Linked DNA regions of Homo sapiens: region 2 is linked to region 1. Evidence: read pairs that join two places in POLR2A ChIA-PET (ENCODE). Cell type or tissue: PC-9. All regions are shown on one strand. Each heading gives the region's core, and the rest is flanking DNA. Links, peaks and the distances in the headings are about the cores only.

Evidence for each region. Peaks named below come from ENCODE experiments on the same cell type or tissue, not always from the same donor. Only the 100,000 strongest peaks of a DNase experiment are listed, where the experiment ranks them.
Region 2: POLR2A ChIA-PET joins it to region 1 with 10 read pairs; 2 of 35 experiments call an interaction of 5 or more read pairs at or near these places.

What each region holds. Positions count from the first base shown.
Region 1 is chr13:110,976,810-110,982,195 of GRCh38, reverse strand. The region is part of intron 1 of LINC00431 (long intergenic non-protein coding RNA 431); the gene reads right to left. It overlaps LOC124903213 (a long non-coding RNA gene), which reads right to left. Exons shown (of 2, transcript XR_007063875.1): 2 at 4,956-5,269. Among named protein-coding and RNA genes, the nearest start is that of LINC00431, 13 kb to the right of the region's middle. In PC-9, for the core only: no CTCF peak of the experiment used is centred there; no DNase peak of the experiment used is centred there; H3K4me3 peaks cover 294 bases; H3K27ac peaks cover 359 bases.
Region 2 is chr13:111,056,203-111,061,588 of GRCh38, reverse strand. No RefSeq gene overlaps it. Among named protein-coding and RNA genes, the nearest start is that of LINC00368, 37 kb to the left of the region's middle. In PC-9, for the core only: no CTCF peak of the experiment used is centred there; a DNase peak (open chromatin) is centred at 2,558; H3K27me3 peaks cover 256 bases.

The sequences.
Region 1 (5,386 bases), core at 208-5,207:
CCTTTCTTGCTCTGGTAAGTTTATCTTAAAATCTCACCACCCTCCTATTTACCTAACACTGAATCAACTTGATCTGTTTGCTTCAGTCAGTTCTTAGGGGTCAGAAACAATGTTAGCTACAAAAAGGCATAAGGATGTGACTTCCGTAGTTAGTTTAGTAATGCATGATAGAAAATGTGGTTTTCTTACATAATACTGCCTTTCCTTCCAAAAGTAATTAGAAACTTTCCTCCAGAGTTTGAAAGTACTTTCCAAGTTAATAATTTAGAATCCTGCTGAATTCGTATAGCCCTCTATTTTTGCCTGTCTTTGCATTTCAACATAAATACAAATGTAGGGAATAAAAAGATACATATTTTCTCACCCTTTGCTAAGTTTATGCCTGAGGCTCCTATAAGACAGATTAAGAAGAAGAAAGCAGACAAGTGTATTTAATATAATTTGTATGTGACATGGGAGTCTTCAGAAATAAAGACCCAAAGAAATAGGGAAACATGTTTTTTATGCTAGGTTTGATGAAGAGTAGACAGTCTCGGGGAAGTATGGCTGGACAAAGGGAGCGTGATCGAACGGTGGTAACCTGGGAGGCATAGGGTGGCTTAGTAAGACTGGTGTGTTCAGATTATTCTCTGTGTGTCTCTGTGTCTTCAGAGATAAGAATGTTTCTTTTCTTTGGGTATAGGGTGTGTACTTCTTGAATGAGGGTCTCATGACCTGCTTTAGGGTAGAAGGGCAGAGTAAGATGAGAGAGACCTTCCTGCTTCTGCTGTTTTCTCAAATGTCAAAGTGCCATGCTTTGGGTTATTGTGTCCTGAACCCCTTTATGAGACACAAATAAAATATATACATAAAATAAAAGTTGGATATCATTCTCTGCACTATTGCACTAACAGTTCATATCTTTTTTATATCAAAAAGTGAAATCACAGATGCTAGACTGAGGCAGCTTTTAATGACACCACACCAGAAATAGCAAAGCCCAGATGCCATCTGAAAGTTTCCCTTTCATGTTGAGGTTGAAAATCATCCAAGCCCAGTGGCAGCTGGGCAGGGAGGCAGTGCAGTGCTCAGCCGTGGTCGGTATTCAAAGAGCTTCCAGGAAGGATGACAGGAGAAAGCCTTCACAAGTGGAGTGAGCTCTGATGGGCCATCAACAGAGAGACTGAGAAGTCCCTGAGACTGGCAGGAGCCCAATGCAAGGAAGTCCCTGAGGAACAGCTCTGGACAGAGACAGCCAAGAGGGAGATTCACCCCTTCCAATGGATCCAACGGGCATTCACCAGCTCCCAGGCAGGAGGAACTGGAGGTCGAGGTGAATTCAGGCTTCGGGTCACTACAGAAAGTGCAGCTCTCACACCAGCGCCATGCCCAGCCCATGCATTTCTTGTGTTTGTAAAAAGCCAGGTCAAAGAAAAGCCCTGAGTCCTGTTCCAACTTGGGTTTCCCTTAACCAGGGCCCATGGACAGAGAGTGCAGCATGGGGCAGGAAGGTGGGGTTGGGAGGGGGTCTGTGAATTTGGGATAAAAAATAATCTCATGTTTATTTTCAGTAATTTTTATTTGAAATTTAGCTCTTCCTTTAATTATAAATGCAACTAACAAACCACGGTACCCGTACCTTTGTCACCAACAGAAACCATATATTTCACATGTTAAGCTGTTGCAGGTGTTTTGAAATAGCCACTAATCCTTATTTAATGTGTTAATAAAATAAGCCCACGTATTACCACAGCACTAATTTGATATTAAGTTTGGAAATGCTGTATAGAGCAAAGTTAAGCGGAGTTCTTTCTAAGGGAATTTCTTGGAGCCTGCACTACTGCACAGAGGAGTGTGAGTGTGGAGGGGAGATGAGTGTGTAGAGCTGGTGTGGAAGGAGGTAGCACTCCGAACTCAGCCCCCTCTCATCACCTCAATTTTAGAACAAACTTTGCAGGTCCCCACGTGACCCTGGGGGTTGCTGCAGAGAATCAGAGGTTGGGTAGGCCGTGGTCCTCAAGTTTCACTGCACGGCAAACATACCATGGGGCTCTGAGAATCCTCATGCCTACATCAGTCCACATTAAAACTCCTGCAAGGCCCCCAAGAGCATCCAAACAGACATGCAGTGTGAGAGCCGCAGGGCTCTACTTAAACATAGTGACTCCACGGTGAACAGGAGCGCTTAAATTTAGCAGAGAGAGAGAAGCAAGACTCAGAAAAGGATCCTGGAAGTTGAATCTCATAGTCAGACCAATGACTTGGTCTAAGAGGTCTTCCTGACCCGCAGAAACTTCATGTTTTATTTTTGAGTAAAGGAAGTAGCATTTCTTTAGATAGATGTTCAATAAAATTGTCTTAGTCCATTCCTGCTGCTATAACAGAATGCCACAGACTGGATAATTTAGAAAGAACAGAAATTTATTTTGAACAGTTCTGGAGGCTGGGAAGTTCAAGATCAAGGTTTTGGCAGATTCAGTGTCTGGTGAGGACTTCTCTCTGCTTCCAACATGTTTTCCTGTTGCTGCATCCTCACCTGGCAGAAGAGGTGGAAGCAGCAAACAGCTCCCTCACACATCTTTTGTAAGGTCACTAATTCCATTCTTAAGAGCTCCATGCTCGTGACTTAATCACCTCCTAAAGATCCCACCTCTTAATACTACCAGATATGTTTTTGCTGTGTCCCTACCCAAATCTCGCCTTGAATTTTAGCTCCCATAATCCCCACGTGTCATGGGAGGGACCTGGTGGGAGGTAATTCAATCATAGGGTTGAGTTTTTCCCATGCTGTTCTCGTGATAGTGAATAAGTCTCATGAGATCTGCTGGTTTTATAAAGGGCAGTTCCCCTCCACACGCTCGCTTGCCTGCCACCATGTAAGATGTGCCTTTGCTCCTCCTTTACACTCCACAATGATTGTGAGGCCTCCCCAGCAATGTGGAACTGTGAGTCCATTAAACCTCTTTTTCTTTATAAATTACCCAGTCTTGGGTATTTCCTCATAGCACTATGAAAATGAGTTAATACACTACCCCACTGGAAATTAAGTTCCAAACACATGAATTTTGTAGAGACAGATTCAGACCTAACGTTTCTATCAAGTTAATGGTTACCAACCACACAAATTGCTATTTAAAATGGATTGTACACTTGAGGAAATAAGATATTTCAATCCAAGATACCACCCACATTAGCCATATTGAGGAAAAACTAACCTACATAGGAACTGAAAGGATAAAATTCTCAAGTTTTAATTACGTAAAGATCAAACATAACAATTATCTTTAACTATTAACTTCCTATGGTAAATACATTATTTTGACTAAATTGAAGAAAAACTTCACTAAAATTAATCAAGACTAAATAAAAGCTTAGAAATATAGAGCCTGTCAGAAACTCAAACAGCAGAGAATTACAAATAAATAAGAGAAAGGCTATAGACATTTTAGGCACAGAAGATATTCAAATGTTATCCAATGTTCTTTTTAGATTAATGTAACAATGGACAACATACTGAACACTTCCTATTTGTCTGACTCAATCCTCACACATACACAAAATCCTATGAGATAAGCACTACCATGTGCACATCTGGAAGATGTGGAAGGGAAGGCCCAGGGAGGTGAAGGTATTTGTCCAGGATTCAGGAACTAAAGCCAAGAGTCAGACTCAAATCATCTGACTTCAGAACCCAAGCTCTAAACAGCTACCTCACAGAGATAAAGCAGTCAGATGAGTTATAACAAGATAAACTGGTAGGTGATATAAACCCACTGGCATTGCAATACTAAACATAGCAGGCCCACAGCAATGAACACAATATGCTTTACATCAAGAAAGATTAATTTTAACTCTATCAATCATGATGCATTTTTGAAAAATCCCACAAGTGAAACTAGTGAGGCAAACAATAGCAGTTGAAGTAAAAGGTGTCACTTGAGCAAAAGACATTACCAGATAAAATGATGAGCAATCTTGAACTTCCCAAATCTCTACCTAAACTCACATCCTAAGTGTCAGGATCAGTAATTGTAGAACCTTGAGAGAGAGAGAGAGGACAGACAAGAGAGGAGAGGAGAGACAGAGAGGAGAGGAGAGAGAGAGAATGCTAATGTAGGAATATTTCAGGAATCTAAGTGAAGAGTATTTAGAAAATCTTTGTACAATTTTCACAACCTTTTTGAAAGTCTGAAATTATCCAAATAAGCATTTTAACTAATAAAGTTATGACTTTATAGATGAAGCAAGACTAAGATATTTAAATGAGAATTTGAAGTGCTTATCTTAAATATATTGAATAGATATGAACATTTATATCGTGGTTTATCTTTAAATAACTGAAACCTGCAAGTTTGTCTTACGTTTTCACATGTGTTAAACAATGTGTTATAAGAGTTCAAATGATCATAATAAGAGTGTGCACAACACCAACACATGGCCCAGACATCACCGAAGAAGGCTACGTGGGTGTGCTGTTTTCAGGACAAGTGGAAGAGTGCGCACAGCTGGGTTAAGGTGATCAATAGAGCAGAGCACACTGCATGCAGAAAAGAATGTGGGACTAGGCGTGGTGGAGGGGAAAGGGATGGGAATAGACCTATGGAGATCACACCTCACAAGTCTAGGATGAGACCAGAAGCATTTGGACATCAATCAAGATTTTGACACCAATGTTCAGCCAATAATAGTAGCCTCTGAGCTCTCATGGCATACTCCTCAGAGGAGCATGCAAGGTTGTTTCATTCCCCAATTGCTCCACGAAAGTGATTGAAGTTCTATTTCCCGATTCAGAGTTGCAGCTCATGTGTCTTCAGGCAAACAACAAGGGAAATTGTCGTACAGAGGTGTATGCTGCACAGAGATACAGTGTGCATTGTAGGGTTGGAAAACATTTCCTCCACCCTCTTTTGATCAGTGGCTGGAGTCTGTGAACAAAACTGACAAAAGTCAGATTAACAGGAGAAAAGGCATAAAAATAGTATTAATATTTTTAATTTTGTGTGCACAAGGGCTTCATAAAAAAAAAGAAGTAAAAAAATAAAAAAAAACAAAGAAGCAGTTAGGCTTAAGAGATTACATACCATTTTAACAAAAGGCAATAAATTTTAAAGAAGTGACTAGACAAAGGAGAAGGGTTTTAGGCTTCTAGGGGTGATAACTTGTGGGAAAGTGACTAGCAAATATATCAGGAAACTACTGAAAGTAAGGGTTATTTTAGTAAGGTCTTTTTATACTGACTCATCTTGGTGCTGGCTCTCCATATGTGGTGATAAGGGTAGCTCTCTTCATCCTGGTTCAGGAGAGGGAAAAACTCATGTCATTTTCACAAAGACAAGTTTATGTATTGCTTTTAGGCACAAAAGAAAGGGTAGAGAATTTTTCCTGCATCTGTTGATTCTCAATTGCC
Region 2 (5,386 bases), core at 240-5,239, 79 kb before region 1:
AAGCCTGGATATGCAGACACTTGACAGATGCCCATTGACTGACTGAGTGACACAGCCACATGGTGTTATTGTGGCTGGTGATGGCCAGCACCCAGAGATGGTGTGACAAGTCTGAAAATAACATGTGGCCAAGAGGAGATTAAGTGCTACGTTCCTAGTCATTCTTTTTCATATTTAAGTTATATTAGTACATTCACATGCAAAAAAATTCCCCCAAACACAAAAAGGTATATTCTTCCTTTAAGGAGGGACTTCCTCCCTCTTTCTCCACAAACACCGCCCAGTGGACATGCATGCTGCACCCTGATTTGGCCACTAAGACACAGCGCGGACACTGGGCCTCATCAGGCCCTTGGATCAACCACATTCATCTTTTTCCCTCTCAATACTCGCTATTATAAAGTATTTTTAAAACACTGGAAAGTACACAGGACATAAAGAATAACTGTGTACTCGTTACCCATCTAAGCAAATCAATATTTTACCATGTTTACTTAAGATATTCCTTTAAATAAAAAAACACTTCACACAGCTGAAGCCCCTTAAAGTGCCCTTCTCTGATCCCAATTTTCTTCCCGTCCTGTCTCCCAGACACAGCTACTATTCTGAAGTCTGGGTGTATTAACCCCAAGCAAATGTTTGCTTTTATGTTTGATAGCACACGTGTGTATGTATGTGTATATATATCCATAAATAATATACAACAGGAGTCAGCAAGTTTTTTCTGTGAAGGATCAGATCATGAATATTTTAAGCTTTGTAGGCACGTGGCCTCTGTCATAACTCAACTCTGCCGCTGTGTGTGAAAGCAGCCACAGACAATATAGAAACAAATGATCATGTGCAGCTATGTTTCAATAAAACTTTATTTACACAAATAGGCACTGGCCCTCAGGCAGTAGTTTGCCAACCACTGATATACAGTATTTTTTACATTAAAATTTTTTCAAATAAATGATGTCACACTGTGTATGTAATTCTACAATGGTTTCCCCCCACTCAATGTAATATTTCAGGAGTTTATTATATATGTGGATAGATGTGGCTCTTGCTACTTCACTTATTTATTTGTTTCTGAGATAAGATCTTACTCTGTCACCAAGGCTGGAGTGCAGTGGCACAATCATAGCTCACTACAGCCTCAAATTCCTCGGCTCAATTGATCCTCCCATCTCAGCCTCCCAAGTAGCTAGAAGGTGTGAGCCACCATGCCTGGCTTATTTGTGTGTGTGTGTGTAGAGATTGGGGCTTGCCCTGTTTCCCAGGCTGGTCTTGAACTTCTGGCCTCAAGTGATCCTCCTGCTTCAGCCTCCCAAAGTGCTGAAATTACAGGCATGAGCCGCCACACCTGGCCTGTTCTTGCTATTTTAACTTATAGTCTAATGGTAAATGAATATTTCACAGCTTATTTTTTTATTCTTTTATTGAGGAAATTCGGATTGTTCTCAAGTATCTCCGTTAGAAAAACTGCTAACAATGGTTTTAATTTCCAAGCTTTTAATTTTGTTACCAATGTTTTAGAATTATTTTACTGTTCCTGCATACAGTTCCATGGTGGGATCTCAGCTGCAGCCCTGTGGATGCCACTTTCTGCTCTTTATTTCTGAGCCAGGAGAGATGATCATGATTTTGAAACTTGCGATGTCTTTCCAGTATTCTCTTTGTATATTTTATATCTTTGCTATGTGCTTGGAGCCAAGGAGTTGTCTCAAAACTTAAATTTCCAGAGCTATATTGATTTGGATTCTTTGTGTTCGATATGAGTTCTAAATTTCTCTTCAAAGAAACAATATGTCACTATGTTCAATTCTTTGCCTTCTACTTTTAAAGTTAACTTCCTCGTAAAGCAACCTGTTTCGATTACCTGCTCCACCCTGACTCATTCCGATTTCCTGCTCTGCCATAACAATTTTTCCCACCAAACCACTCATTCCATCACTCTCTTTAAATTAGCCAGTCGGAATTAGTATAGCCTGTGTGGTCTAACCCTAGCCAATAGGGGAACGACACGGCAGCAGGGGCTGTGTCCGTCAGGGATAAAACCCCTTCCCCTCCCTTGTCCAAGTATGTGCTCACCATTGCTCCATTTGTAAGGGTGCACCCTTCTACAGAAGTACATTGCCTTGCTGAGAATTAAAAAGAAAATTTGATATTCGAGTGCTATTTCTTTTGTGGCACCGAAACTTTACTTATAACAACTGTCCTTGTACATACTAGTCAGTTCCACTGTGGTACATCATGTGCATTCCTAGAAGCCACCACACTATGCAGGATCATGCCTTAAAAACCACAGAGGCTATGGGAAGAGTGGGGTGAGAGGCAGAGCACTCAAATGCATGAGCAGTGACATTAAAAAAATGAACCTGACAATGGAGTACGGGAAAAACAGCAGATAGGAGGCAGGACTAACTTGCAGCTCCCACTTGGATGGACGGAGCAGCATGTGGAGACCCACACTGTGAACTTTTGCTCCAGGAAGTACTGCAGGAACATACCAGGAAAGCCAAGAGAATCCACAGACCCTTTGAAGGAGGTGGATTGCTGCTCCAGGCTCTGGGACAGCCAAGGAAATGTGAGTCTGCTTGCTTTCTCAGCAGGAGGCTTGTAGCCTGGGGCAAGTTCTCAGCCCTGCTCACACTCCAACCCTGGGGCATGGTGGAAGTGAGACTGGCCTTTTGGGCTGTGGGCTGCATGAGAGCTGGGTGAGTCCTGTGGCTGCTGGCTTCCTCCCACTTCTTTGGCAACCTGTGTGACGCAGTAGAGGCAGCCATAATCCCCCTGGGAACAAAACTGCATTGGCCTGGGAGCCGTACCACCATCACCCACAGCATCTGCAGCAAGCCCCACCCAAGGAGAGTCTGAGCTCAGACATGCCTAACCCTGCCTCCACCTGATGGTCTTTCTCTACCCACCCTGGTAGCTGAAGACAAAGGACATAATCTCTTGAGAGCTCCATGGCTCCACCCACCACCTGATCCTCCCTATACAATCACAGCTGATGCACTCTTGAAAGCACCACCTCCTGGCTGGAGGCCAACAAACAAAACCAGCTCACTTAACAAAAATACAACCAAAGACCCTCACAGAGTCCACCTCAGTCTCCTGCTCCCTCCACCAGAGCAGGTGCTGGTATCCACAGCTGAGAGACCTGAAGATGGAGCACATCACAGGACTCTGTAGACACCCCACAGTACCAGCCCAGAGTCCAGTAGCTCAGCTGGGTGGCTAGATCCAGAAGACAAATAACAATCACTGCAGTTCGACTCTCAGGAAGTCCCATCACTAAGGGGAAAGGGGAGAGCAGCACATCAAGGGAGCACCCCCATGGGACAAAAGAATCTGAACAGCAGCCCTTGAGTCCCAGATCTTCTCTTTGAACCTATCAGATTAACAGCAGATTTCTCAGCAGAAATCCTACAAACTACAAGGAATTGGAGTTCTATCTTTAGCCTCCTTAAACAAAACAATTATCAGCCAAGAATTTTGTATCCAGTGAAACTAAGCTTCATGCATGAAGGAAAGATACAGTCTTTTTCACACAAACAAGTGCTGAGAGAATTCACCACTACCAAATCAGCACTACAAGAACTGCTAAAAGGAGCTCTAAATCTCAAAATAAATCCTTGAAATACACCAAAATAATCTCCTTAATGCATAAATCTCACAGGACCTATAAAACAATAGCACAATGCAAAAAAATAAAAAAAGATATTCAGGCAACAACTAGCATGATGAGTAGAATTGTATCTCGCATCTCAGTACTAACATTGAATGTAAATGGCCTAAATACTCCCTTAAAAGATACAGAATAGCAGAATGGATAAGAACTCACCAACCAAGTATCTGCTGTCTTCAAGAGACTCACCCAACCCATAAGGATTCACATAAATGTAAGGTGAGGGGGTGGAAAAAGATATTCCATGCAAATGGACACCAAAAGCAAGCAGGAGTAGCTATTCTTATATCAGACAAAACTTTAAAGCAACAGCAGTTTAAAAAGACAAAGAGGGACATTATATAATGATAAAAGGATTCGACCAAAAGAAAAATATCACAATCCTAAAAATATATGCACCTAACACTGGAGCTCCTAAATTTATAAAATAGTTACTACTAAACCTAAGAAATGAGACAGCAACACAGTAATAGTGGGGGACTTCAATACTCCAATGTCAGCACTAAACAAGTCATCAAGACAGAAAGTCAACAAAGAAACAATGGACTTAAACTATAGCCTAGAACAAATGGACTTAACAGACATTTACAGAACATTCTGCCCAACAACTGTAGAATATACATTCTATTCATCAGCACATGGCACATTCTCCAAGACAGACCATATGATAGGCCACAAAACAAGTCTCAGCAAATTTAAGAAAACTGAAATTATATCAAGTACTCTCTCAGACCACAGTGGAACAAAATTGGAAATCAACTCCAAAAGGAACCCTCAAAACCATGCAAATACATGGAAATTAAATAACCCCCTGCATGATCTTTGGGTCAACAATGAAATCAAGAAGGAAATTTAAAAATTCTTTGAACTGTACAATAACAGTGACACAACCTATCAAAACCTCTGGGATACAGCAAAAGCAGTGCTAATGTTACCAGGGGGTCCTTGCTCCCAGAACTCCCAAGACGGTGGTGAGCTGCTTCCAAGATGGTGGCAAGCCTCTTGTTCTCTGACCTGGAGTTCTTAGCCTCACGGATTCCAAGGAATGGAATCTTGGGCCATGCAGTGAGTGTTATAGCTCTATTAGAAGCCGTGGGTCATGGAAGAGAACCGTGGAACCCAGTGACAGGTGTTCAGCTCAATTAGGATGAACCCGGGCACTTAGCCATGCAGGAACAATGGCAAGCCTTTAGCCCAATTGGGAGTGGCAATGGGCACCTCACTGGATCAGGAGCACAGCGGACACCCTGCCGGATCTGGAGAGATGGAAGTCAGCAGTGGGTCTGTGATGGTGGCAAATAGCAGCAGTGGATGGCAAGTGAAAGCTCAGCTTGAGCTGTAACTAGCACGGACCAGAAGACTGTGCAGTTGCAAGATTTAATAGAGTGAAAACAGAGCTCCCATACAAAGGGAGGGGACCCAAGAGGGTAGCCATTGCGGGCTTGAATGCCTGGGTTTATATCCTGATCATTGTCCCTCCCACTGTGCTCTCAGGTGATAGATGATTGGCTATTTCTTTACCTCCTGTGTTTGCCTAATTAGCATTTTAGTGAGCTTTCTTTCCCTACCTGATTGGTCAGGTGTGAGCTAAGTTGCAAGCCCCATGTTTAAAGGTGGATGCAGTCACCTTCCCAGCTAGGCTTAGGGATTCTTAGCTGGCCTAGGAAATCCAGCTAGTCCTGTCTCTCACTAAGAGGAAAGTTCACAGCA